Regions from separate parts of the Homo sapiens genome. Here region 2 is linked to region 1. Evidence: chromatin loops called from intact Hi-C (ENCODE). Cell type or tissue: PC-9. All regions are shown on one strand. Links, peaks and the distances in the headings refer to the core of each region. The heading gives the core; the rest is flanking DNA. Region 1 overlaps SRARP (steroid receptor associated and regulated protein). Region 2 holds the start of FAM131C (family with sequence similarity 131 member C).

Region 1 (7,506 bases), core at 2,507-7,506:
ATTCTACCTCTCTAAGGCTATGCAACCCTCCCCACGTCTTCCAGCTGGGGGATGGGGGGGAGTCATAGGAAAAGCCCCCATCTCCCATCTGGGATAGGGACCTTCCATCAGCCTTAACCCTGGGAAATGCCTGCTGCCCCCAATGACTCTTGGTTTCGTCTCCCACATACAGAAGCAGGGTGGAGGGGAAGGGTGGGTCTCAGTTAGCAGGGGTCCCCAGGGCAAGTCAGCCTCCTCCCTCCATGCCTCTCTGGTCAGTGTGCCTTAGGGTGGCCTCTCACTCCCACCACTCTGGGCCCCTTGGGGGAGGACTGGGGAGGGGGCCGTGGGAGAGCCCTGACGCTGGAACCTGTATACACAATAAAGGACAGTCTCACAGACTTCTGGAGGCCGCCTGCCTGGAGTTCTCAAACTTAGGGCAGGGCTGGAAACCCTGAGAGAAACAGACACACCTTCTTTGAGATTTGGGGATGGGGGTTGTAGCTCAAGTTAAAGCTGAAGACCTCACAAAATGTGGGCGTTCCTCGGCCTCCTCCGTGGGCTCCCCAGACCCCCCTGGGCAGGAACCCCAGGATTGTTTCTGGAAAACCCTTGCAACACCTTCTCGTCCAACTGCCTGCCCTTCCCTTTTTATTATTTCTTTCCTTCCAGAGATATTTACTGTCCTGCTATGTGGCGGGCACTGTTTCAGTCCCAGGCGCAGGGACGCAAAGGTGGGCAGGCTGCACCGGGTCGCCTGCCCTCTTGAAGCCCTTCTTGTACCTAATGGGGATTCTGCGGCCCAGAGAGTCTGAGTGACTGGCCCAGGGTCACACAGCCCCAGAGGCAAAGCCAGCTGGAACTTGGGGGCGGGGGTGTCCGGGTTGGTTCAGGGAGCCTGGGGAGGGGAGCTCTCCGGAGGGGTCCCCCACCCCTCACACCCCCAGGCTTGCTCCCCAGTGCAGCTCCACCGGCTGCGGTCAGGAGGAGGGGAGGGGATCAGAGGGGGCGCGGTATTTCCAGCCTCCATGACTCACTGATTCCACTGGGCTATTTGCAGCCCCGACACTCATTGGCGCGAGGTTGGGGGAGGAGCCAGCCTGGCTCCCCCTCCCACGCCCCCCACCCGGGGTCAGGCTCACCTTGGCGTACGGATCTCAGCGAGCCCTCCCTCGGCCGGCCGGTGCTGGGAAAGGGGGCAGCTTCCCAAGTGGTCAGTGGGGCCGAAAACCACCCCCAGCCCCCAGCAGCCCCCTCCCCAGACAGCAGTTTGCGAGGATGAGGACTGCTCAGGGGACCAAGCGGCCGCTGGGCCGCTGGGGCACGTCGGGTCTGAAGGAGCCCTTGGCCGCCAGCCCGGCCAAGGTGACCCTGCGGTAGGGGAGGGCGGGTCGGCCGCGGGGCTTTCGCCGGCTCCGCCCCCTGGGCGCCCAGACTGGCCGCGGCGCTTTGTCTCCCAGCGCCCCCAACCCCCTTCCAGGCTAAATATAGGCCTGGCTGCAGGCCCTGCGCCCCGCCCCCACCCGGAAGAGTAATTATAGCCGCCCCATTCATTGAGCAACTAGTGTGTGCCAGGCGCGCCGCTGATTCCCACAAGAGTCCTGCAAAGCAGGTACTATGATTAACGGTGTGCCTAGAAGGACACGGAGGATCAGCGAGGTCAGGCAACTGGCCCAAGGTCACCCAGCCTGGAAGTGGCACGGTTGGGATGTGAATCCTTGCTATGGCTCTGGAAGGCCATCTGCTGGGTCAACCTGGATCAGTCGCCACCACCAATGGGCTGAGGCAGCTTCCCTCCTCCCACCCTGGCAGCCCCCACAGGGAAAGGGGGCTCTCGCGTCTTGTAGCTTTGGGGGTGGGCCTGGGCAGCAGGTAGGGGAAATTGAAAAGACGCAGCTCTCTGGGGCTGGAGACCTGTGAGAAAGTCCAGGTCAGGTAGTACCAGAGACTGGGAGGGGCAGAGAGGACCTAGAAGGTTTCCTCACTTTGAAGGCCTAGCAGAGGCCAAAGGCCTCCTCCTCCAGGAAGCCCTCCAGAGCCAGAGCACAAAGAGCCCAGGCAGATGTTCAGAGCCCCTTCCCAAACCCTGTCTTCAAAGTCAGATGGAAGTAGCGCATGCTCAGGAGCCTGAGGTGAGAGGATCTCTTGAGCCCAAGGTTTAGAGACCAGCCTGGGCAACATGGCAAGAACCCGTCTCTACACAAAATACGAAAATTAGCTGGTATGGTGACGTGCACCTGTGGTCCCAGCTAGTCGGGAGGCTGAAGTGGGAGGATGGCTGGAGTCCAGGAGATGGAGGCTTCAGCGAGCCGTGATCGCACCACCGCACTCTATCTTGGGTGACACAGTGAGACCCTGACTCAAATAAAATAAAAAATGACCGGGTGTGGTGGCTCACTCCTGCATTCCCAGCACTTTGGGAGGCTGAAGAGGGTGGATTGCCTGAGCTCAATAAATACAAAGTATTTATTTGAAATCAGCCTGGACAACATGGCAAAACTGCATCTCCACAAAAAATGCAAAAATTAACAGGGTATGGTAGCACATGCCTGTAGTTCCAGCTACTTGGGGGTTGAGGCTGGAGGACTTGCTTGAGCACTGGTGGTTGAGGCTGCAGTGAGCCATGTTTGAGCCACTACACTTCAGCCTGGGCAATAGAGTGAGAACCTGTCTCAAAAAAAAAAGAAAAAGAAAAAAAAAGTGACCTTTTGTATTTGACATCTTTCACCTCGCATAATGTTTTCGAGATTCATCTATATTGTAGCATGGACCAATAATCTTTTCCTTTTTAAGGCTGAAACATATTCTGTTGCATGGCTAGGTCACAATTTGCTTACCTTTTCATCAGTTGATGGATGCTTGGGTTTGGTTCCACCCTTTGGTTTTGGTGACTAGTGCTGCTCTGTGCACTCGTGCAGATTTTCTTTTTTTTCTTTTTGAGACAGAGTTTCACTCTTGTCACCCAGGCTGGAGTGCAATGGCGCGATCTCGGCTCACTACAACCTCCGTCTCCTGGGTTCAAGCGATTCTCCTGCCTTAGCCTCCTGAGTAGATGGGATTACAGGCGTGCACCACCATGCCTGGCTAATTTTATATTTTTAGTAGAGACGGGGTTTCACCATGTTGGCCAGGCTGGTCTGGAACTCCTGACCTCAGGTGATCCACCCACCTTGGCCTCCCAAAGTGCTGGGATTACACCGGCCACTGCACGCCTGGCCATTTGTGCAGATTTTCACATGGACGAATGTTTTCACTTCTCTTGAGTATATATCTAGGAGCAGAATTGCTGGGTCCTCTGAAAGCTCCATGTTTGTTTGAGGAACTGCCAGACTGTTTCCCAAAGTGGCTGTACCATTTTACATTCTCACTGATGATTTTACTTAATTCATGGTTAATGAAGGAACCAGTAAGATGTCACAAGCAGTTCAAAGAAGGAGGCAAAGAACAGATGATATCTGTAGGTCAGGGAATATTGAAATGAATGTGCACAGAGGTAACACTGGCTTCTTCCACAGTTGGGAAGGAGAGTCCACTGGACTTGAACAGGACAGGACAGAATCTGCTTGTCTGTAGACAAGAAGTATGTTGCATTCCTACGGGCTACTTACAATAGACAGAGTTGTAAAATAGCTCAAAGGCAAAGAAAAATGCTCACCCCCTTGAGAATCAGACGATGCGTAGATGGTATTGGATATGTTTTGTGATCTTTTTTGCATATTCCAAGTTTTTCACACCTCTGTCACCTTGGGCCTAAAGGAAATAATGTATACAGTGGTCCATTTCCAAAACAAAGTGGCTTGAATAGGTTTGAGTCCGCAAACTACAGAAGAACAGAATATACTAGGCCCCTGCTTTGATAGCCGGCGCCTGCTTGTCGGGGCCCGCTTAGTTGCCCTCACCCAAACCAAAAAAGTTGAGTCTAGAATGAAAGTTCACTAGCCTGCAAAATAGCTCGCTTTGTCTATTCTTATCAGCTTGCCTGACTACCTAGGTCATAAGTCAGATACTTAAGAAAACCCTAAGCTGGCTATGATTGCAATGTATTGTGGGCTGCAACAAAATGCAACAAGAAAATCCTAAAGAAAACACCTAAAAGCTCCTACCCAACAACCAATAGGCGACATCCAGGAAGATTGTGATCCTACAGTACTCAGCCTATGAGGAACCAGGGGAGGGACCTGCGCACTAGGGGATAAATTGCTTGTTGTAACTGTGCTGGGTGTGCCTGCCCACCAGACACCCGATCTCGTAAGACCATCATTAAAAGTCTCTCTTCCACTGTTCTATGTGCCTCTGAGCCCATTCTTTGGGTTTGGACAGGTAAGTTGGTTTCTCACAGGCCTGATGACCTGGTCTCACACCTCACCTTCCCAGAGCAACTTCATCACCAACCTATATACCAATGCAGCCCCATTGCCAGCCTCAACCTCTGACCAGAGCTCCAATGGGGAATGGGTCACCACCTGCCCACATCCCCTCCGGCATGTCCCACAGTCCCTCACACGACATCCGCCTCCTGAACCTGTCATCTCCCCATGTCCCCACTGGCTACTCCGCCTGTGTGCTCCATCTCAGCGAGGGCCCTACCACCCATTCAGTCTCCGGACACTCCCCACATGCTGCCGGGTGCCAGGCTGGATCATTCTTCACTCACTTATTGAACCGCTGTGACCAGTGTGTTCACAGCACAGTATGGGGCTGCAAGCGCAGTGCGCAGTCACATTGCCTGAGGTTTGGATTTGGGCTCTACCGGTTTCCAGTTAGTGACCTTGGGCAAAGTATTCGACCTTTCTGTGCCTCAGTTTCCTCTGTAAAATGGCAAGAGAAATCATGCCGACCTCACATGACTGGGGTCAGGTGAACTGATGGGGTGTGGGGTGTATATTCAATTGCCCCGTAATGACGACAGCTATAGTAACTGACGACATCAATAGTAATGATGACAGCTCCCTTTACGGAGCAAGTATAAGTGGTATAAGTGCCTGGTTCCTCTGAATCCTCACCAAGACCCCCCAGGGTTCAATTCTGAAATGTCACTTTGCTGGGTGCCTGGCATAAAGTAAACATTCATTATTCTGGATGAAAGGAGTATTGGTTAGAATGAGTCTGGCTTCTGAAAAACAGACCCACTGGTTGGCTGGCCCCAAGGCTTTAGTCCCAGACCCAGCAGGTCCACACCTTCCCTGTCCAGGCCTGGACCCAGTGTCCTCTAGTCTGATGAGAGGGCGACACCTGCTGGTGAAAAGCCGGATGTGCAGCCACAGGTCTCCTTTCTCCTTGAGGGTCTCAAACTCCCTCTGCAGCCTTGTCCTTGGGGCCTTCAGGAGAGTAGAATGGGCATATGTCGACCAGATTGTACTGCGTCCTCCTCTCTAGTCCAAACCATTGCTCTCCTTTCTCAGGATTAAGACTCAGCCTCCGGTGCCTCCTCCCTGCAGTCAGAAGGCCCGGAGGGATCCTTTCCAAAGGTACGTCTGGCCATGACGCTGTCTGCTCACAATTTCCAGTGCTGCCATCTGGGAATAAGATCTAAGATCTAAAGGTCTTGTTGCAGCCTGCCAGGCCTCACCTGATGCAGCTTCTGCCACTTTTCTTTTCTTTTTACTTTTTTGGTTTTTTTTTGAGACAGTCTTGCTCTTGCTCTGTCACCCAGGCCGGAGTGCAGTGGCGAGATCTCGGCTCACTGCAACCTCTGCCTTCTAGGTTCAAGCAATTCTCTCACCTCAGCTTCCCAAGTAGCTGGGATTATAGGTGCCCACCACCACGCCCAGCTAATTTTTATATTTTTAGTAGAGACGGGTTTTCGCCAAGTTGGCCAGGCTGGTCTCGAACTCCTGACCTCAGGTGATCTCCCCCCGCCTCCCCCTCCTTGGCCTCCCAAAGTGCTGGGATTACAGGCATGAGCCACCGCGCCTGGCCTCCTGCCACCTTTCTGATCTGTTTGTTTTGTGTGTGTGCATTGCCTGTCTCCCCCAACTAGAGGATAAACTATTTTGTGGCTGGGCCTCATTGTCTTATTCATTGCTCCATCTCATGGTTTAGCCCAAAGCCTGGCATTCAGTGGATGCCCAATAAATACTTGGTGAATAAATGAATGAATGACAATTACCCTAGCCAGACTGAACGACTGGTCCTTCTGCCCAGAGCACTCCCCACTTGCTCCCCCACCCCACCCTTTTGTATAGCTTAGTCACCGGTCAGATCTCATTTTCGGCATCACTTCCTGCAGGAAGTCCTCCCTGATCTCCTCTCTCTAGAGTGGGCTGGTTGTCCTCCAGCATCATTCTGTGTTGCCCTTACTGTTGCACTTCTCAGAAGCTATGGCAATTGTGTGCTTTCTTTCTGGCCTCCCCCACCTGGCTGTGAGCTCCTTGAGGACAGGGTTACATTTATCCTCTGTGTGTCCCCTCTGCCTAGAAGAGACGCTACCAGGATGAGAGGGTATATACCTTACAGTTACAAGCAAGAATATGGGCACCAGACTTGCCTGAGTTCTAATCTCAATGGTACCAGTCTATGGAACTTTGAGTCCATTCTTCAACCTCTCTGTGCCTCAGCTCTCTAATCTATAAAATGGTCACAAATACAGTGCCCATGTTGTTTCTCTGACACAGAGTAAATGGTCAATTACATGTTAAATGTTAGCAGCTAGTATTTGTAGGAACCTAGTAAAATAGTCATTGAATAAATTAATGACCAGATACGGTGGCTCACACCTATAATCCAAGCACTTAGGGAAGCTGAAGCGGGAGGATAGCTTGAGGCCAGGAGTTCAAGACCAGCCTGGGCAGCACAGTGAGACCTCTTCTCTACTAAAAGAAGTCAAGCTGGGCGTAGTGGTGCACCTATAGTCTCAGCTACTCGGGAGGCTGAGGCAGGAGGATCACTTGAGCCCAGGAGTTTGAGGCTGCAGTGAGCTGTGATTGTTCCACTGCACTCCAGCCTGGGTGATAGAGTGAGACTCTGTCTCTAAAATAAATACAGAAAAACCCAGTGATTTTTATCTGGGAGCTTTGAGACTGACTTCCTTAAATAGGTTGCTTTAGGGTTTCTCACAGTGCTGTGCATGCCTTAGACTCACAGACACCTTCACACCCACACCAGTAACTCCACCTCCTGCTCAGGGAACACGATTGCCCTGAGGGGTGAACCTCCTCCCCCCACCTTTTTTTTTTTTTTTTGCTATCCCTAGAGGGCAGCATGAGCCTGGTATGCAGTAGATGCTCAATAAATAACATGTCTTGTTTTCATTCGTTCAAACATGATACTCTATTTTTGAGTACCTCCCTCCCTTTTGAGAAGCCAGATCCCCTTATTTCCCATCTCAGATCCCCAGGTCCCACCTGGGCTGCCTTATGGGATGGAGTCTCCTGGAGCCAACTTCCCTGAGCCTCCCAGCCCCAACTGGCATGGCCCTCGAGTCTCCCCACGTGGTATCCCCTGCCTTTGCAGTGACCTACACACTCGCCTCTGAGCCAAGATGGCAGCAAGAAACCCGTTGCCCCTCCCCGTCATGCTGGGGCATTC
Region 2 (9,001 bases), core at 1,793-6,792, 64 kb before region 1:
AGCCCCACCCTCTCCCACTGGTCCCTGGATGTCATATATGCCAGTCTGCTGTGGCCCCCTGCCTCCAAACATTTGTGCACACAGAGCCTTCTACCACCAACAGCCCACTCGACCTTCAAAATCCGCTTCTAGGGTCACGATCGCCTGAAAGCCATCCCCATAGCCCTTGGCAGAAGTGACTCTCCTGTCACACACTTGGCTGGCATGGAGATGCAGCACTGTCCACCCTGACCCTGCGCTATTTATGCACGTGGCTCCTGCAGCGTCCCCGCCCCACCCCCAGGGCTGCCAGGGCAGGGCCTGGTCTGATTCATCGCTGTAATGGTTGGCCTTGATTAATCTTTCTCTGATCAAACCCTGCAGCAGCTCCTCTTCACGCTCCAGTGCCCAGCCAATCAGGGCCAGGCACTCAGGGCTGATGCATGCTCGGAGCAAGGCCACCGGAGTGGGGGTTCTGCCTGGATCCCCGAAATCATGGCAAGAGAATGGGCTGCTAGGTGTGAAGGGCACAGCCTGGACACTCTCTCCTCTCCACTCTAGCCCAGCAGCGGCATGGCAAAGAGGGCCCTGGGGGCGGGCAGTGGAAGGTCACAGGGCAGATGGGCTATGGGGTGAACTGGGAAAGGACAGTGTGGCCCCGGGGAGGACAACCACACAGCTCAGAGCTGTCTGGACATCGTCTACTTCAGCAGAATTCCAAGGTGAATGTGAGCGTGCAAGGAGAGCCACCGGCCCTGCGTGGCCTGGTCTCAGGCTGGTGCCAGGGCTGGGCTGAGAGGCAGGAGACCTGGGTTCTAGTCCCCGCTCTACCACTGATTTGCTGTGTGACCTTGGGCAAGCCCCTGCCCCTCTCTGAGTGCCAATGTGTACAAGGAGAGGATTGAGTCAATGTGGAACTGACCAGCATGAACACCAGAGGCTGGAGAGCCAGATCTCCAGCCCAGCCACATCTCTGAGTGGGTCAGCAAGGGACCCTAGGTGGGGCCACTGCCTTGCCCTGCCCTCCTGTCCCTGGCTTAGGCTAAATGGGGCACAGTGGGGTGACCAGGCATCCTCTCCCCTGTGAGCTGCCCTGTCGTCTTCTCAAGTGTCCCTCTCCCTGTCCCATCTACCCCCAAAGCTGTCAGGCTGCCAGCAGGGAGCATCAGCTGCCATGACGGAGCATCCTGCGTCATAGTGAGTCAGAGCCCTCCTTCCAAGCCAGATCCAGTCACTCCGTGACAGGAAGAAGAGAAGGACACCACTGCCTTTACAAGCCCAGGCCACACAGGACGGGACCCCAGAGCCTGGCACAGGCAGATCCGCCTTTCCTTCTCCACACAAGGGCAGGCACACACCTGGCACCAGGGCATCCAAGGTGATAGCAGGCTGTCCTTTCTGAGCCACCCTCTCCAAGGCCAGACCTGGAGGGTACAGTTAGGGGGGCTCTGAGCAACTGTGACTGAATACAGCGCTGACTCAAGGATTGGCACATTTGTCTTGTTCACACTGGCACACAGTAGGTGCTTTATATGCATCTGTTGAACGGAAGTTCTCAGACTTCCCTGTGGCTGTCGGGAAGCTGTGGTGGAGTAATAACACATCATACCTGTTTGTGTTCACTATCACTATTATTTATTTTTAGTCCTAAGTTGAGTACCTACTACGTGCCAGTGATTTTGCATATATTAATTTCATCAGCCCTCACAGCAATCCCACGAGGTGGGATTTTTACCCTAAGTTAACAGATGAAAAATCTGAGACTCAGAGAGGCGAAGCAACTTACCCAAGGTCGCACAGCTTGTGTGAGCTAAGCCCTCATTCACCCAGGTCTGCTGACACCAGGGCCAGGCACAGAACCGCTCTCCACCCGGACTTTACTGGGCAGAGAGCACCTAGCTTAGAGAAAGAGAAAGAAGTCAGCACCCACTCCCTGGCTCAGCTGCTCTGGCAGTGCGCCCTGGCCCAGATCCTGCCCCTTGAGAGGCCTCCAGCCCTATCCCACGCTGCTGCCTCAAACCTTATTCATTCTTTTTTTTTTTTTTTTTTTTTTTTGAAACAGAGTCTCACTCTGCCGACCAGGCTGGAGTGTAGTGGCACGATTTCGGCTCACTGCAACCTCCACTTTCCCGGGTTCAAGCAATTCTCCTGCCTCAGCCTCCCGAGTAGCTGGGATTACAGGCTTGTGCCACCACACCTAGCTTTTTATTTATTTATTTATTTTGAGATGGAGTTTCTCTCTTGTAGCCCAGGCTGGAGTGCAGTGGCATGGTCTTGGCTCACTGTACCCTGGGTTCAAGCAACTCTCCTGCCTCAGCCTCCTGAGTAGCTGGGATTACAGGCGCCCACCACCACCATGCCTGGCTAATTTTTGTATTTTTAGTAGAGACGGGGTTTCACCATGTTGGCTAGGCTGGTCTCAAACTCCTGACCTCAGGTGATCCGCCCACCTCGGCCTCCCAAAGTGGTGTGATTACAGGCATGAACTACTGTGCCAAGCCCACACCCAGCTAATTTTTTATATTTTTGGTAGAGACGGAGTTTCACCATATTGGCCAGGCTGGTCTCGAACTCCTGACCTCAAGTGATCTGCCTGCCTTGGCCTCCCAAAGTGCTGGGATTACAGGCGTGGGCCACCGCGCCTGGCCCCTCCTTATTCATTCTTCAAAACATTTCTCTGCTGCCACCAGTGAACCTGGCTGCCTCAACTGGAAAACAGACACAAGAGTGCCTGCCCTGCCTGATGCACAGGTGGGCATGAAGGAGAGAGCGAGATGCTATGTGTGAGTGAGGGTCTCAGACACTGACATTGAGTGCTGTGTGCATGGGAAATTTTGCTAAAGGATCTTCACACCTCAGGAGCTGGGATGTGTGTGTGTGTGTGTGTGTGTAAATGCAAGCGTGCTTCAATGTGAGTGTATAACTGTCATTGTGTGGGTGTGAGTGGGTATGTACACATGGGAGACTGTGTATTCATGTGTAGGTATGTGAGTGTGTGTGCGTGTATGTAAATGCAAGTGTGCATATATATGTGTGTGTATGACCATCAGTGTGTGAATGAGGGGTATGTACACATGGGAGAGTGTGTGTGTAGGTACGTGCGAGTAAGTGTGAATGACTACAGAGGCCGTCCAGGGCTGGGGAAAAAAACCTGTGCCTCAGTTTACTCTGCCCTAGACAAGCCCTGAGAGGCAGCCTTGCCCCCCTCTTCAACCATCGCTGGAGACCCTTCATCCCGCCGCCAGGCCACCAGCGCACTATCTACCCGCACTCTCTCTACCCCACCTCTGGGCATATATTATTTTGCATATGTTAATTTCAATAGCTCTGAATGAGGCGCTGACAGTCAAAAGTCGCTGAACTCACAGCTTAGGGCTCTCAGGCAAGGCCTCTAACTTCTGCGAGCCTCACTTTCATCCTCTAAAAATAGGCCCAATGGAACTGTTGTTCTTGCGCGCACCCCTCCTCGCTCCCAAGCCTTCGTGCCCAGTCGTCGTTGGTGTGGTTAAATTCATGTTGTTTACTTTGTGCCCCAAATGCCAGGAGTCTCCCCGCCCCCTCTGTCCCCTTCCCTGACCTTCAGCCCGGGCAACCCCAGGAGGTGGGGGAGCCCCGAAGGGACAGAGATGGCCCTCCCGCGCGCTGCGGCCACAGGTGTGCCCGAGCCTCCCGGCTGCGCTCCCCCGGGCCCCGCCCGCCGCGCCCCGCGGTGTCGCCCTCCCCTGGCAGCGGCGGGCACTGCGCGGGAGGCGGCGGCGCGAGGCGAGCCGGGCGCGGCGGCAGCAGGGACGACCCAGGCTGGAGCTGAGGCCGAGCTGAGGGCGCCCGAGCCCCCCGCCCCGCCCGTCCTCTGGCTCCGCAGCGCTCAGCCCCGGGCCCGCGGAGACATGAACGCCCCGCGGCCCCACGCACCCCGGGCGCAGCGGCCCGGCCCCGCGGCCCCGTGATGGGCTCCTGCGTGTCGCGAGGTGAGGGGGCCCGGCCGGGGGCGGGGGGATCGGGTGCCGGGGACCCGCGCAGTCCCCTCGCCGCTCGGAGACCTGGGGGATGGGGCTGGCGACCCGCCCTTCACGGCCCCGCCGCACCCCTGGGGACGCGGCGTCCTGAGGGGGACAGAGCTAGGGACGGTAGGGGGCGGGGGCAGCGCAGAGAGCGCACGTGCAGAGGTCACCGCATCCCCGCCCCAGTTTGCAGCCCCGCAGGTGACACGAAGCAGGGTCCCGTGCCGTGCCGCGCTCTCATCCCTACAGCCACACACCCCCTGCCGGGTGCCTGGGAACCAGCTCTGGTTCTTCCTGGCTTCCCGGAGGAACTGCGGGCACCGGGAGAACTAGCAGACCCTCCCTTTCCCACCCCTCCCCAAGACACAGGTCTTACCAGCTCACCCCCACAGCCCCTTCCCACGTCTTACCGGGTGCCCCCATCTGCAGAGCCCCTGAACCCTGTTGGCAGGAAAGGGTTAATGGTGGGGCACAGGTTATAAAGAAGGTTCCCCTGCCCCCTAATCCTCCTCCCCACCCCCATCCTTGGACAGGGGACAGAAGGGCCAGAGCACAGCTGATGTTCCCAGTTACCCCTGGGCCTTTCTCTCTGTGTCTGACCTGTCACCCTCCACTCTCCCCCACGTGGTACCCAAGGAGGTGGAGGGGACCTGCCCTTGCCTGGGGGCCCAGGGCAGGCCCCAGCCTCTTCTATCTGTGAGGAGGGGACACACAGTCTTGCACAGAGATTGGGGGATGGGCAGTTTGGTCTTTGGAGCCCCCTACCTCCACCCCCACCCATCACCACCAGCTTTCCAACAGGCTGTTGGGCAACATTTTAGACAAGCGATTGGGCTGAGCCCTTCTCCCACCTTGGTCTGTTCACCCCACAGTGGGATCAGGGGGGTGTGACTGGGAGTGGGGGTGGCTTTGGCCTTGGTTCAGGCTCTGCAGGCTGAGGCCAAACCCACTGACCACCACCACACCCATCACCCCTAGTAGCTTACCCAGAATAGAGGGGACCTTGTCCTGGGGGTATTGAGCAAGGAGCACAATGACCTTCCCCCATCCTCTGGACTCGAAGGGCTTCTGCTCAGGAGTTCCTGTGGGCATTCAGGTAAGTGGCTCAGGATGTCTCTGGGAGGTATCGGGGTGGAATCCCGGCTGGGGAAGGGGAAGGTACAGGGTCAGGCTGTGTGGGGTTCCTTTACTTATCCATGCATTAAGCTGATATTAACATGATAGCTGCCGTGTGCCAGGCACCGTGTGCATGCTGGGCATCCAGCAGCAAGGAACCCAGCACAGCACCTGGTACGGGAGGCCTGCAGCCTAGCGGGAGGGGAAGGAAGTTTGAAGAGTGAGGAGTGCTGAGGGTTCTTTAGGAGCACCAGGCTCCAGAAACCCCAAAGGTTCTAGGCAGTCTCTGGCTGGGGCCAGCTCCAGGTGGAGGGGATCTGAGTGTTTCCTCAGTGTCCCTTCCCCTTCACTTGGCCACCCCATATCAGGCACCTTGGGGTCCCAGCCCAGAAGGACTGGCCTTTGAGCTGAGAACCCACTGAGCATGGGACAGAGGCCGGGGAGGAAGAGACGCCTGCTAAGGTCACCCTGAGAGGCTGGGGCCCAGGTCCTCTGACCCCACACCTGGGGCTCCCTCCACCGCCCCCTCTGCCAGGGCTCTTTGGGGCCACAGCAGCCAAGATACGCTCTCTCCACCCTTCCTTCTGCAGCCTGGGCTTCCTCAGCGCCCCCCAGATCTAATTGTATAGTCCAGCCTTGTCCCCCTCCTGAGAGGACGGGGCCCCTGGCAGTCTCAACATGCATCCAGGAAAGTTGGGTTGAGGTGAAAGGAATATGGGGAGCCATGTGGGCAGGGGACAGCCAGGGTCCCAGAGACTCTGGGTGGCTGCATCACTGACCCACCCTGCCCTCTCCTTATCACTGATGCTCTCCGAGTGCATACTAGTCTGAAAGTTTTAGGCAGATAAAGCTAGTTTGGGTTATATATGAACACAGTCCCTATCTTACAAGTGGGAAAACTGAGGCAGAGGGCAGTGGAGTGACTTGTCCAGGGCCACACAGCTAGGATAGTATAAGCCAAGATTTAAACCATGGCATGCTGACTCCACAGCCTAGGGCCTCAGTCTCTGCACTCACAGCCAGCCCTCGGCCCTGGTGCCTGCACCTGTCTACTCTCCTGGAGCTGCAGGCTGCTGTGGGCTCCTGAGCCCCCCACCTGGCCCCTGCACCAGCAATCGATTGCTAATCATAGCCTCTGAGCGCTCAGTGCCTCCTAGGCCAGGTAGGCACTGCTACAGAAGGAAGGGTGGAGGGAGTGCGTCCACCCTTGGCCAAGGCCAAGGATTGCAGGCCTCAGGCTGATGCCCATACTGAGCCCAGAGCTTGCACCCAGCTGGGGCCACCCAGCCAAACCCCAAAACCTAGGTCAGGCCACACCTGGGAAAATCACCCCATCCCAGCATCGGCAGCAGTTAGCGTCTGCCTAGTTGGTAGAGAGGCTAGGAGTGCAGAATACGAAGCAGGGCTCCACCATTTACTAGCTCTGTGACCTCAGCAAGTGACTTGACCTTGTGTGTGTATCTCAGTGTTCCCATCTCTAAAATGGGAATTATAATAGTATTGATGTCATAGGGTTGCTGGGCGGACTAAATGGCTTAATTCATGTAAGGCATTCAGACCAGTACCCAACACATAGTAAGCACTCGTACATATTAGCTATTGCTCTCATTTTTACTTTTAATTTTAATATTGTATATATTATAATAGAGACAGGCTCTCACTATGTTGCCCAGGCTTATCTCGAACTCCTGGCCTCAAGCCACCCTCCCACCTCGGCCTCCCAAAGTGCTGGGATTACAGGTGTGAGCCACTGCACCCGGCCTTTAATTTTTATTACCTGTCTGTGCAGACAGCTAATGTGGGCCTTCATGGCTGGAAGGGGAAACCTACAGAGGTTTTAAGCCACATCCTGCCTCATGGGAAAGGCAGCGGGTGGCAGGCACTCGAGGTGCTGAGGACATTGAGAAAGTGATTGGGACCAGATTAAGGCAACAAATGCTGTTTCCAGGAGCTATTTTGCATTCATTATCTATTTTTAAGCTACCGTTTGTTGAGCGCTTATCCTGAGCTAGGCTGAGCCTTTGCTCTCCTGACCTAGTTAGTTCTCATTCAACCCTGTGACAAGGGATGTGGGGCTCAGAGAACGGGAGGGTCTTCCCTCAGGTCACATGGCCAGGGCATGGAGAGGCAGGACTTGAATCCAGGTCAATGTGACCCCAGAGCCTGAGTGTGGAAACCCCGTCCTTTGCTTTCTTACGTCCCTATAGAGAGAGAGGTGCTATGGCTCACGCTTATAATCTAAATACTGGGAGGCTGAGGCGGGAGGATCGCTTGAGCCCACGAGTTCAAGACCAGCCTGTGCAACATAGTGAGACCCCATCTCTACAAAAAACTTTTTAAAAATTACCTAGCTGTGGTGGTGTGTGCTGGTAGTCCCAGCTATTTGGGAGGCTGAGGCAGGAGGATGGCTTGAACCCAGGAGGTCGAAGCTGCAGTGAGCTGTGATTACTCCACCGCACTCTAGCCTGGGCAACAAAGACCCTGTCTCAAAAACAAAAAGAGGTGCTAAGTATATGGCCAGTGCTTAGAAAAACAACCTCTTGGAACACTTGAATGGTCCCTATTTGTTGGGGGCTCTGCAACCAATGGCAGTCTGTATGGAACAGAGAGGAATATTTGCCCCCCTTCTCTCCAGTTCCAGGGGCTCAGTACCCGCTCCATGCCCTTGGTGCCATAACCACTCTGCCTCCTCACTCATGCCCCAGCCCTCTCCTCCAGGCCAACTGATCAGCCTCCTGGCCCCACCTTGGGGGTATCCAATGCACTGGGGGCCGGTGGGGTCGGGGGTGAGAGTAGAAATTAGAGACCGAGAATTTTCTTCTGGAAACTCAGACATCTGATCATGTCTGGGTGAAGGCACAAGCTCTAAGGGGGCCGACCAGAGCCACCCATAGTTTCCAAGTCCTGAGCAGTCCTACACCAGGCACTGAGGAAAGGGTAGGTGGGACCTTGCCCTTCGGGAGCTCACAGTCTGATGAGAGAGGTACAGCTTTGCCCGTGGAGTAGCCTAATGGGGGAGGCAGTATGCATGAACCCTTGGAAGGATGCCCCGAGGACCCTGTCTGGAGATCAGCACTGTTTAGTGGTTGGGGCACAAGCTTTGGAGTTTCACAAGGGCCGAAGTGTGACCCTCATCTCTGCTGCTTATTAGCAGGTGACCTTGCATAAGTGATTTATCCTCTCTGAGCCTCCGTTTCCCTATCTGTAAAATGGGCATAACATGTACTTTGCAGGATTGTTGTGTGGGTTAAATGAGAGATCATGGGTGAACAGGCCTAGGACAGACAGTACCTGACACAGTACTGTCACACCTGCTCAGTAAACAGTGGCGGCAAATCACTGCAGGCCAGACTTTGGCCATTAGGACCACAGGTGAGGTACCTAATCCAGCAGAGGCCAATCTGGGCAGGTTGCTTGTGGGAGGTGAGGCTGGAGCAAGATGTTCCCAGAGGCCAGGTCACAGGATGGGAGGGAGCCTGGGGAAGGAAGTGGGGAGGAGCTGGGGTGTGTGGAAGTCCTGGGGAGGAGCCCATTTTCTCTCTCCATCCTTGCACGGGGAGAGAAAGGGACCCCCTTGGATAGCTCTGAGCTGAGCCAACCCACAGATGAGCTATTGTCACGGCTCAGGTGACCTGTAAACAAATGTCCTGGGGAGGAGGGGACACTCAGTCCACTCGAGGCCTGGCCTCTGCCAAGCTCTGTGGCCTGCTCCCCTGGCAGTGACTCAACAGGCAGAGCGGCCAAGGACTCACCCTCAAGGGCTTCCCTCTGCGGAGCCTCCAGAGCCAGCTCCAGCCCTGGGGACAGGACCAGAGGAGTGGCTGACCAAGATGTGTCCCATTGTCCAGAGAGAGACACTGAGGGGAGAGGGGTGGAGCGGCTGCTGCTTACGGACTGCTTGCTGT

The links. Peaks named below come from ENCODE experiments on the same cell type or tissue, not always from the same donor. Only the 100,000 strongest peaks of a DNase experiment are listed, where the experiment ranks them.
Region 2: it touches region 1 in a loop (8-fold over the local background); 5 of 110 quality-filtered maps call a loop at or near these places.

Annotation. Positions count from the first base shown.
Region 1 is chr1:16,006,903-16,014,408 of GRCh38, reverse strand. It overlaps SRARP (steroid receptor associated and regulated protein), which reads right to left. Exons shown (of 2, transcript NM_178840.4): 2 at 5,602-7,506. HSPB7 (heat shock protein family B (small) member 7) reads left to right here. Exons shown (of 3, transcript NM_014424.5): 3 at 1-380. Among named protein-coding and RNA genes, the nearest start is that of SRARP, 6.4 kb to the right of the region's middle. RefSeq lists silencers at 901-1,160, 1,311-1,520. In PC-9, for the core only: CTCF peaks have their summits at 5,050, 5,250 (motif pointing left) and 7,196 (motif pointing right); a DNase peak (open chromatin) is centred at 7,068.
Region 2 is chr1:16,068,367-16,077,367 of GRCh38, reverse strand. FAM131C (family with sequence similarity 131 member C) reads left to right here and starts at 3,717. Exons shown (of 7, transcript NM_182623.3): 1 at 3,717-3,947. The coding sequence starts at 3,926. RefSeq lists an enhancer at 2,955-3,454 and a silencer at 3,663-3,822. In PC-9, for the core only: no CTCF peak of the experiment used is centred there; no DNase peak of the experiment used is centred there; H3K4me3 peaks cover 1,393 bases.